Regions from separate parts of the Homo sapiens genome. Here all the other regions are linked to region 1. A link is a contact called in ENCODE Hi-C or POLR2A ChIA-PET data. All regions are on one chromosome and are shown on one strand. The core of a region is the stretch at or near the end of the contact, and the rest is flanking DNA. Distances in the headings are between cores, read along the strand shown.

Region 1 (3,308 bases), core at 539-3,038:
TATTTTAACATGATTTTATCTTTCTTTAAGCGACTTTTTACATACGTCCATAAAATTTTAACTTGTTTAGTTGAGCGGTAACTGTAATTACAGTGGACCCTTGAGGAATGCAGGTTTAAACTACATGGGTACATTTATTAAGCCAGTAGTTTGCACATGGCAGGTCCTCCTGGCTGCAGGGACTGAGTGTGGGGACTGGTCCCATATTCGAGGTTCTGGGACGCGTCCCCCAGGGACATCAAGGGACGGACAACTGTGCCATTTTTCATATTTGCCACCAGCACCATCTCTAACTGGGTTTTCTGCTAATCAACGCCCCTGATTGTCAGGAGGAGAGGAGACCGGGCAGTGAGGCCCCAGTGCAGACCCCGGGCAGGCTGGGCTCACTTTAGCCTCCCCAGGCTCCCTCCCAGCCTCCTGGCCTCGGGTTCCAGGCCTCTTACCATGAGGACGATGACAGGCCCGGAGCTCCCGTTCTGATTTAAAACTGCGGACCCAGCCGAGACCCTGCAGGGCCTCCAGCCCCACCTGCTCCTTCCAAGCCCGGTCTCAGCCCGGTCAGCGCCGCCCCCTCCGCCCTGAGGAGGAACCTGGCCCTTCGGAAGTCTTCCACTGTGTTCTCTGGGGAAACCACGGCGCCTCTCTTGCCAAAGCCTGGTTCCTTCTCTCCCTCTTTACCAGGCTGGGTTTTGCCGGCATTGTCTGTCGGATGCTATGGAGATGGGAAAATGAATTTCATCTTTCATCTTGCACACACCTGTCTGAAGGCCCAATGTTGCCCTGGTGTGGGGACAGCGAGGGGCAAACTCGAGAAGCCCCTGTGGACGCACAGGTGGCCTCGTGACACCCCCAGGGGAGGCGCCCCAGACCCCCCCCCCCCGCCCGACGCCAGAACCCACGGGGCGGGGCCTCGCCTGGAATGGGGCATCCTCTCTAGAGGACTTGGGATACCTCGAACTATGCAATGCGGTGTAAATACTGTTTACACGGTATTTTATTGGGTTTTTTTTATTGTTGTATTGTGATTTTTCTTCCCCTCTGGGGTTGGTGGAACCCTCAGTTGCAAACAGGAATGCAGAGGTGGATGGTGGTTCCACGATTTGGAAATCATGAAAGACTACAGAGTCCTGCCAGCTTCTTGGTAGAACTTTGTTTTTTATAAGCTCGATAGAAGATCTTATTAGCTTGATGATTCTTTGAGACCAGGTGCTATTCTTATCTAATTTATTTATTCATTTATTTCCTCAACAAATATTTCTTAAATGACTTTTATATTCTCCCCCAAGCATCTTAAGCAGATGCTTAATAATAGGAAATAACACTCCCTTTATACAATAACATTACGCAACGCCATCATTTGTTCTCATAAAGGCAATTAGTGCATGAATTTCCACCCCCACCCTCAAAAAATTGCAACACTGTGTGCGGTGGAGAAATCCTGGGCTGTCTCAGGTTTCCTCACTCCACACTCTCCCCAAGACAAAGTGGGTAGTTACCGCGCTAGAAGGTGGCCAAGAGCATGTGAGTCTACAGGCAAGTACCTTACTCTCCTGGGGTGAAAATAATTCGGAGAAAGTAGAATATATGAAAAGAAAGTGTGGAGTTAAAGAACCAAAGCTCACAGACCATCTCCCCAGTAACCAGAGTTACTTAAATGCTTTGAATGCCACTTCTCTCATCTAGAAAATAGGGGTGAGGCCTCTAACTTCCCAGGACTGCCGCCCACGTCAAACCCTACCCCGAGCATGTGAAGCCTCTGAGGCCTGCGATTTTGGCTGACAGAGGCACAGGCGGAGGCCAGGGCAGCGTGGGGAGCAGGAAGCCCCCGTGGCAGAACAAGAAGCTCCCCGTGGGGGAACAGGAACCCAAGCCCCATGGGGGAACAGGAAGCAGGTGAACTTGCTGCCTCCCCTCCCAGCTGGTGCGTCCCCAGCAGACAGAGGCCCCAAAACACCGAGTGACTCAACCTACAATCAGGCTTGTTTCCAAAACCTTGATTTCCAGGTTTCAAAATTGTAAGCTAAGCCCCGTCCATGGCCATGTGCCGCCCAAAGACCCCCCTCAGCCCCTCAGCCTGTATTCTTGCCCCCATAACTGCAAGCACTGCCCGGGATGGCCAGTTCCATAAAGAGCCAGCTTCCTGATTGCATTATCCGAGGACGAACCTCCCCAGGACTGAGGAGTTCGTCCCCCGCGGCTGATCACACAAATGGATCAAGGGCCTCCTGCTTGGAGGCCGGAGGGGAGAGCAGGTGAGACAGAGTCATCGATTCCCAGGCAACGTGGAGCACACATCTGCGCCTGGAAGGGGGCTGTCCCATTCTCGTGGAAGTCAAGGGATTTTTACTTCATCCTCCCACAGGCATCCTTCCTGCGCTGTTTCAGAGCCTAGAAGCTGGGGTGCCCCACAGGACTTGGCCATGTCTGCACCTCAACCGACAGTCACTTAATATGTTTCTCGAATTAATTTTAAATGTAATTTTGCTTTTCCACTTAGGCTCATTGTAAGTAAAACGAGTGACATCATGGACTAATGTGCCTGTTATATTACTCTCTGTAACACATTCGAATTAATGTATAATAATACGTAAGAAATAACTAGTAAAATAAAGAACGTGTGTGCACATTCTTCCTAAAGAGCCTCTCTTGCACGGACAGGACTAGGCATAAGGTATTTGGGGAAACTGTCTCGCGAGAAGTGAGGGGCGGAGGCAGGTGTCCGGAGGCCTGCAGGTGCCACGGGGCTGAGGCCGGCCTCCTGCGCGGAGTCCCTCCCTCTGACCTCCCCGGGGTGCGAGCCCCACCTGCAAGGCGGTGGAGAGACGTCTCCATCTAGTGGCCGCCTGCTTCCATTACACTGGGAAGCAAGTTCCTGACCCTGAGGGTCCCGGGTTCCTTTTGGTGATGAAAACCCTCCGGAACTGAATAGCGGTAATGGCTGCACAACCTTGTAAATATACTAAAAACCCCTGAATTGGGCATTTTAAAGGCATGAATTATATGGTACGAGTTATATCTCCATTTTTAAGAGAACTTTTGTGAAAGGTTTCAATATATGAGCAGAAAAACCTTGTTCACGTCTTCTTATGGTGAAATGAAAGCATCTGAAGCACAGTGAGTGTGTCTTTTTTACTTTGTCCAGAAACATGAAGTTTAAAACATCCAGGGACCACAAGTCTTCGAGATAGAAATGTTTCATTTGTGCTTTTCTGTAAGCCACAGCTATAGTTACTACTGAATACCATTCTTCCAGGACCCTTTTATCTGATATTCTAATAAGTTGTTTCTTTTTAAAGGCACTTCTCCCT
Region 2 (3,308 bases), core at 599-3,098, 200 kb before region 1:
GCGTGGCGGATGTTTCCCTCTGGCCTCAGCTTTCCCCCAAATCCCAGCTCACACTGAGTGTCCTGATGGTGGCACCTCGGGCAGCCGCCACCCTCTGCCCTCCACCCTCTGCCCTGACGGCAGGCTCTGCCTGAGGGGGAGGGTCTCTCTGTACACACAGTCTCCTCACCCTGGAGGGCCTGCTCTGCTCTCAACGGAGCTGGAACCAGGAGTTCGCGAGTGCTCTGGGTGGCTGCTGGCTTTTCTCCTTGTCTCACCTCCTCATCCGCACACAGCCTCTGCCCTCAGCGCTGCTCACCTCGGTATGTAGGCAGCCGGCATCAGGATGGTCTGGGGTGAGACAGGCAGTGTTCTTCCCCTTCTCTGGCCAGGGAGGGTGGAGAAGCACCCGGGCACAGCCATTGAGGCCTTTTCGTGCAACTCATTGCCTTTCTGGGCGTGAAGGTGGAGGCTGGTCCTCCACCTGCGTGTTCTCCATCTGGGGGACTGTGGTCCCGGAGGAGACCTGGAGTCCGGCTCCCCGCTCCGTCCGAGGAGGAGCTGAGCGGCGTGAGCAGTGCCCGCCCTGGTCACTCTGCCTTGCTTTCCTCCTCTCTGTTTCTGGTTGTGCCTCCTTCCTTCCCTCCTGCTCTCTTTGCCGTGGACTGCAGCCCCCTCGCCAGATGTGTTCCTCACATGAGTCAACCCGTCCTTGGCCTGCGTCCTCCACTGCTCGTGGCAGCTACACTCTCCCGGAGGTGGCCGGGAAGGGCCCAGGGCCTTGAGAAGATGTCTTTGCAGCACGTCCCCGGCCCTCGGCCTCCACCTCCATGGCACCCACCATCCCACGGGGGCACGTGGACCTCTGTGGGATATAGCCTGACCTCTGACCCAGGGGTCAAATAACTCAGGTCTGTTTACCAAGTCACCAAAATAACCTGCCCGATAGCATCTCACCCATCACACGGGAGGCCGGGCTCGTGTGAATAATTAATAGGTCACTGGAATGTGAAACGAGAAGCCTCGGCCCGTTCTGAAACAGCATTTTAGGTTTGCAGCTTATAATATTGTCAGTTAGGAGAAGGGCCAACTGAGTCTGCAAAGAGGTGAGGGCGGGTGGTCTGGGATCCTGCCTCAGCCGCGCGGGTGAGAGGGGCGGGCGGGTCAGGCGAAGACTCAGAGTCAGGAGGCCAGACTGGCCCCAGGGAGGGCTCCTGGCCATACCCCAAGCTCAGGACGCAGGGTGGGGCGGGCCCGCTGGTGCCCACAGTGGCCTTGGTGGGCCTCTCCTTCCATTGCCCAGCTTGTAGGTCAACTTTGCCTCCACAGATCCGTAACAGACGTTTTTTCTGTCATGTAAGAAACTTGACAGCTGAAGACCAAGGAGTGGAGCCTCCCGTGAGGCAGCTCTTCTTTTCCGGTTGTTAAAATGCGCGTCGGGCCAGTGGTTCTGACTAATTCTCACTTTGTGTGGTACCTTCAGCTGGCAGGGGCTCGGGGAGTGTTCAGTACCGTGAGGAGCAGGTTCCTGAGAGCCCGTGAATACCGTGGACAGATTACCACAGCACGCACTGTTCCACGCAGGGCCTCATCCACGCTTTCTTAAGTGGTTTGCCACACACAGGAGCTCCTGGTTCTCCATGTCCCCTGCCAGGCAGGGCTGTTAAACTGGAAAGCCGGGGAGGGACGTCGCTGGGACACATTGTTATCTGATCAGAGCTCCGAGGCCCCACCAGGAGCTGTGCTATTGCAGAACCTCAAACAGCAGCCGCTCCGGCCCCGCCCCAGGAGCCACGCAGAGGCCCACGCACGGGGAGGACGCCGTGGGGTGGAAACTAAAGTGCAGGTCTGACCACAAAACCACACGCCACGGCACCGCTGCTGCCAAATGCCGGAGGCCTGCAGGAGGCACGGATTAATTTTTTATGAGTCTGCCTTGGAACCTAGACAACAGCCCTCTCCTCTTTCAGCACAATTTCAGGGCGAATGACCGTCACTTCCCTGGACTGCTAAGCGCATAAACGCACAGGGAATTTCCTAGTTCCACATACGCCGTTGTTCCCGCAGCCCATGCAGCTGGGAGAGCACACATGGTTGCCGTCGGGCTGTGTCTGTTTTCCCAGGAGCAAGAACTCTCAGAAGTGCAGTGTTGAAGCCCGAGCCTTCCCCGTGTCAGCTTTTATGATGAACGAGGATTCACCATTTATTTCTCCCCTAAAGCAAAGCCCACGGGCTCTGTTTTGAGCGATGGGGACAGATGCTCGGTGCTGCTGGGAAGGTGTTCACGGGGCAGATTCGCTGTGTCAGGAGACCAACGTGGAATGAGGTCGGCCCAGCCAGTCACTGCTTAAAAACAGTAATGACAATATTTGAGAAAATGGGTGGAATTTTGTGGAGATTTACTGGCACGGGGAAGGCGTGTGGCCTCTGGCAGGTCTGCGACACTGATTTCTAACTACCTGTTCCACAGCTCCACTGCCTGGAAAAACTGGCAAAAATGTGGCCTGGGTCTCCTGACAGGCCTGGCCATTGGAGTGGGGGTGTGCAGCTGAGACAGGAAATACGAGGCGCATGAGTGTCCCCAAGCCCAGATCCTCAGCCTCCAAAATCTTCTATTAGTAATTTCAGAGCTTTGGCTTCTTGGTGCTTTGGGAAAATTTAAGATGACGCGTGGGCTCTGGCACGGCCGTTGCTAGTGACCTCTCCTAATAGCGCAGAAGGGCCTCCCAGGAGGCTTTCCTAGGTAGAGAGGGGTCTGCACGCCCACTGGAACATGCTCTATCCCAGCCTCAGAAAACCCACATTTGGTGCAGGTGGGACAGGAGGAGTGGACACGTCACCTGGAGACCACATGAGAAGCGGCCATCTGCAGCAGCAATCACCCCGTGGGGAGGCGGCGCCCTGGCAGCTCTCATGTGGGGCCTGGTCCTTCCTCGCTGCCTGAGCAATGGGCCCTGCTTCCCCGCAGACACCGTGGTGCCCCTGGGCCACACCCAGCAGGTGTCCAGTGACCGAGGGTGGTGTTGGCCATGGCAGGTCCCTGCCCGTTTCTCCGAGGACCTGGGGCTGTGACCCAGCTGGGTTCTCCCGGGAAGGAGCGGCCACTGTCTGCACTGTCCAGTGCTGAGGGTGGCAGCCATTTCTGAAGCCTCCCAGGTTTGTGCCCTGCTGTGTCTGAACAGCTCCGGAGTGCAGGGTCTCTGTGTCAGTGCCGGTTCTAAGAGGAACGAGATGTGGTTTCAGAGACACTCCTCTTCTCTGAGGAGCTGCTGGGCGGGACGGCTGCTTGCTTTCTTTGTCTGTGACGTTGGTGGCTGTTCCTTGCCCAG
Region 3 (3,308 bases), core at 415-2,914, 180 kb before region 1:
TCCTCCATGTTCCCTCGTTGGTGTGGGTCAGGGCGTAGGGTCCTCAGGTCCCCTCGTTGGCACAGGTCGGGACGTGGGGTCTTTCTGTGGCTGAGGGAAGCCCACCGTGTGGCTGCCCACACCTGTCTGTCGATGGCACTAGGCCACGTCCACCCTGTGGAGATGATCGTGGAAAAGCCGCCATGAACCTCAGTGCGTGAGTCCTGTGTGGACGCCTGCCTGTCTCCTGAGCACATGCCTCGGTGTGAAAGGGCTGTGGGTCACAGGGTGGCTCCGTGTGAGGCCCTGCAGGCAGATGTGCAGCAGGGCTGGGTGGCTGTTTCCCCTCCAGAATCTCCTCTGGGAGCCAGGCTGGGACAGACTCCTGGGGGAGAGCCGGGGATGGATGAGACGCCCCAGGGACGCTCGCTTCTGGGCATGAGGATGCTGTGGGGTGCACGGCACGAGGACGCCGCGGGGAGCAGGGCACGAGGATGCTTTGGGGAGCAGGGCAGGAGACGCCGTGGGGAGCAGGGCTCGAGGGCACCGTGGGACCCAGGGACGCTGCTGCTTCCACCAGCGGCCCTCGTGGCTTTCTTTGTGGAAACAGTGGCTCAGCATCAGCACCGGCGTGGGGGTGGCCCGGCTCCGGGCGGCGGGTCCTGGCCGGTCTGGGAGGCTCCTGGGCCCGCAGGCCTGCCTGTGTGGAAACCTCGCGGGTGTGGCAGGGAAGCCTCCCGATGACTCAGACTGCAGGGAATTCCCTAATGATCTGGAATATTTTTACTCCTGCACTCGGGCAGTTTCCTACTAAGGACTCGGAGCTCTGATAAGGCTGAACACAAAGGCCCTTTCAGGACCGGCTGCCTTCCTTCCTGCCAGGGGCTGAGTTTTGAACAGCACGGGGGCCGGCGCTGCCCGTCCGGGCCTCCACGGAGCTGGGAGCCGCCATGGCGATGCTCTTGCCGGCGGGACGCGGCCCTGCGTCTCCTTTCCTGAGATGCGAGGTTATTTCCATCTTTCAGCAGTCTCGGCGCTTTGTCTTGTTCTGGAAGCAATTGCTAGATAGACATTTCTGGCCGTGAATACTATTGCTTTTGAAAGACAATTACTTTATGATCCTTAAGCAGAAACAGAAAGCCTGCCCTCACCCTCACCCTGGTCGACCTGAAACGGCCACAGACGTCGGACACCACGGGGAGAGGCCCCACCTCCAAGAGGGAAGGCCACAGGCGCTGGCTCAGCCGGGGTCTTTGAGGAAGGCAGGGATGTTTGTCGGTTCCCCGCACTTTTAGGGGAAGTCTAAGCGTATCTGCTCCCACCTGCGCAGGAATTGCAGGGTGCGGGTGCTCCCAGGTGTGCGGTGGAGGCTGCTCCATGGCAGCTGCTGAGCTGGGCCTGGCTGGCCACGCAGACGTGGCTCCCCTTGGGGCCGCTCCGGCAAGGATGGTTCCCCACAGGCCCACGAGGCACGGGTGGGAAAAGACGCCTCCATGCCGTCGTTCCATTTGCTTTTCATGGACTCACCGCTGCGGGGCAGCCACCTGGAGGAGGCCGCGGGGGAGACGGCTGGAGTCCCTCTTGCTTCTCGGGACATAAAGAGAGGAGCAGGCTGTGTTGGCCTCGGCTGCAAAAATGGCGTCCCCTCGGGGTGTCATTAAACGCGACATCCTGGCCCCGTGTGCGCCTCAGTGTCCCTCCTGCTCAGCACAGTCACTGAACCTCCCTCCCCTTGCCAGTGCCAAAGGCCTCCACAGCGTCAGGGAAGTTCCTAGGGAAGCTGAAGTTGTGACTCTGAGCTTCCTGGGCTGGGCGGGAAGCAAACTATAGCCTGTTGCGCCCGGGAGCTTCAGAGGACCACAGCCTTTTGTGGGGTGTGGACGGGGCCTCACCCCAAAGATGGACTTTGTCATAAGAAAAGTTCAAAAGTCATTTTCAAAAGGTGCCAAACAACCAGAAGACTTAGTTACACACAGAGTGATTTGGATTTTTATGAAGTGGGGGTGGAGGGGCTTCTGAGTGGTGCATCTGGGCTGGGGGCTTCTGGGAATCCTGTGGCATCAGCACCTGTGCTGGAGTGAAAACGCCTCTTTCTTCCCAGCTCCTGAGCTTTCCAGGGCCTGGAGGACTTGCTGCTTCATGAAACTCAGATGGCTTCAAGCGCAACTGAGTGTACTTTTTAGTTTCCTGTAATTTTTTTCCTAGAGGAGAGAGGGATGCCAGGCTCTATCGAGTGGGTTCATCTGGTGGGTAATTTGCGTGGGGACCTCGGGCCTCCCGGGCTGGCATGGCCAGGGCTTGGCTGGGCGGCTCTGGGGTCCTGTGTGACTCACATTTCCTCTCCACCCTCCACCCAGGCAGCAGCCCGGCACTGTAACAGAGAAAAAGGAGATTTTGTCTGATTTATCAGTAATTGAGGGTTTGTAACAGACACACATTTTCTTCTTTGGAGACAGAGCATAAGGATAAACTTAAGTGTGTATACCTGTAACTGTTCATTTTGGGAACAGACTTTATTTTGGAGAAGATAAAAGGCAGGAAGAGACTCTGTAGGAGATTGACATCTGTTAATTTGAGATAATTGCCCCAAACTCAGCCCATCTGAGGGGCCAGGCCGTGCACACACCCAGGCTGTGGTGGGGCCGCCTTGTCCGTGTGCGCCTGGAGCCCCCACTCTGCCAGGCCTGGAGCAGAGAGCACAACGCGTCCTTTCACTACACCTCTGGGAGCCTTTTTATTTTTTAAAAACATGCAAATGGCCACTGGGGAAATGCCAAAAATACCTCGTGTTTTGCATTTCTGTCTCCTGATGGGCAAGAAGTTGTCAGAGGAAGGCTCTTCTCATTTACCCAGTGGTTCCTTTGCACACAGGCAGGGCCAGCGGCCAGGCCCTCATCCACCAGAGTAGACCCCAGCACGAGCAGGCGTCGCACCCTGGCGTGGAGCCCCCGGCCCCCCGTCACTACTCTCACACCTCCTGCATCCCTGGGAGGCTGGGCTGGGAACTGCAGAGCCGGGTCCCAGGTCCACGCACAGACGCCCTGCACACGCTCTGCTGATGGGGTACCTGCTCCCCCTCACACCTGCTCTCCCTGGAGAGGACGAGGGCATAGAGACCCTCCCGTGACCTGTCCTGAGGCTGTGAGAGGCCAGCAGATGCAGGGCCAGGACGGATTCCTGAGGATGCCCCTGCCCTGTAGTCCCTCCTACGCCGGGCTGGGGTCAGAACAAGCCCTGAGCCGCGTGTCCTCAGCTTCTCCAGGCTCCCAGGGCAACTTTGGTGTCGAGCTCGGGGCCCTGCCAGGGCACGTGGCTCCTGAGGTGCTGCC

The links. Hi-C counts contacts between places; a loop is a spot of excess contacts on that map. ChIA-PET counts read pairs that join two places held with the same protein, here RNA polymerase II (POLR2A). Pooled maps may share reads with other maps.
Region 2: a map with no recorded cell type shows a loop between it and region 1 (9-fold over the local background). The contact joins two enhancer-like sites. A Hi-C loop is called at or near these places in 1 of 168 maps with a recorded cell type or tissue (ascending aorta), 1 of 37 single-sample maps with no recorded cell type and 4 of 50 pooled maps. POLR2A ChIA-PET finds 5 or more read pairs at or near these places in 2 of 52 experiments (activated CD4-positive, alpha-beta T cell and activated T-cell).
Region 3: a loop to region 1 is called in a pooled map, with 5 times the contacts of the local background. The contact joins two enhancer-like sites. A Hi-C loop is called at or near these places in 1 of 168 maps with a recorded cell type or tissue (transverse colon), 6 of 37 single-sample maps with no recorded cell type and 4 of 50 pooled maps.

Annotation. Positions count from the first base shown.
Region 1 is chr18:79,641,428-79,644,735 of GRCh38, forward strand. CTDP1-DT (CTDP1 divergent transcript) reads right to left here. Exons shown (of 5, transcript NR_136643.1): 3 at 444-712. Among named protein-coding and RNA genes, the nearest start is that of CTDP1-DT, 37 kb to the right of the region's middle. Within about 2 kb of position 1,789, at least 5 of the 41 ENCODE cell types and tissues checked have a DNase peak (open chromatin) inside an H3K27ac peak, as active enhancers do.
Region 2 is chr18:79,437,588-79,440,895 of GRCh38, forward strand. All of the region lies in intron 3 of NFATC1 (nuclear factor of activated T cells 1), which reads left to right. It overlaps LOC124904334 (a long non-coding RNA gene), which reads left to right. Exons shown (of 2, transcript XR_007066426.1): 1 at 1-3,308. Among named protein-coding and RNA genes, the nearest start is that of NFATC1, 43 kb to the left of the region's middle. Within about 2 kb of position 1,849, at least 3 of the 41 ENCODE cell types and tissues checked have a DNase peak (open chromatin) inside an H3K27ac peak, as active enhancers do.
Region 3 is chr18:79,457,852-79,461,159 of GRCh38, forward strand. All of the region lies in intron 6 of NFATC1 (nuclear factor of activated T cells 1), which reads left to right. It overlaps LOC101927897 (a long non-coding RNA gene), which reads right to left. Exons shown (of 3, transcript XR_001753515.2): 3 at 1-3,308. Among named protein-coding and RNA genes, the nearest start is that of NFATC1, 64 kb to the left of the region's middle. RefSeq lists an enhancer at 2,546-2,905. Within about 2 kb of position 1,665, at least 21 of the 41 ENCODE cell types and tissues checked have a DNase peak (open chromatin) inside an H3K27ac peak, as active enhancers do.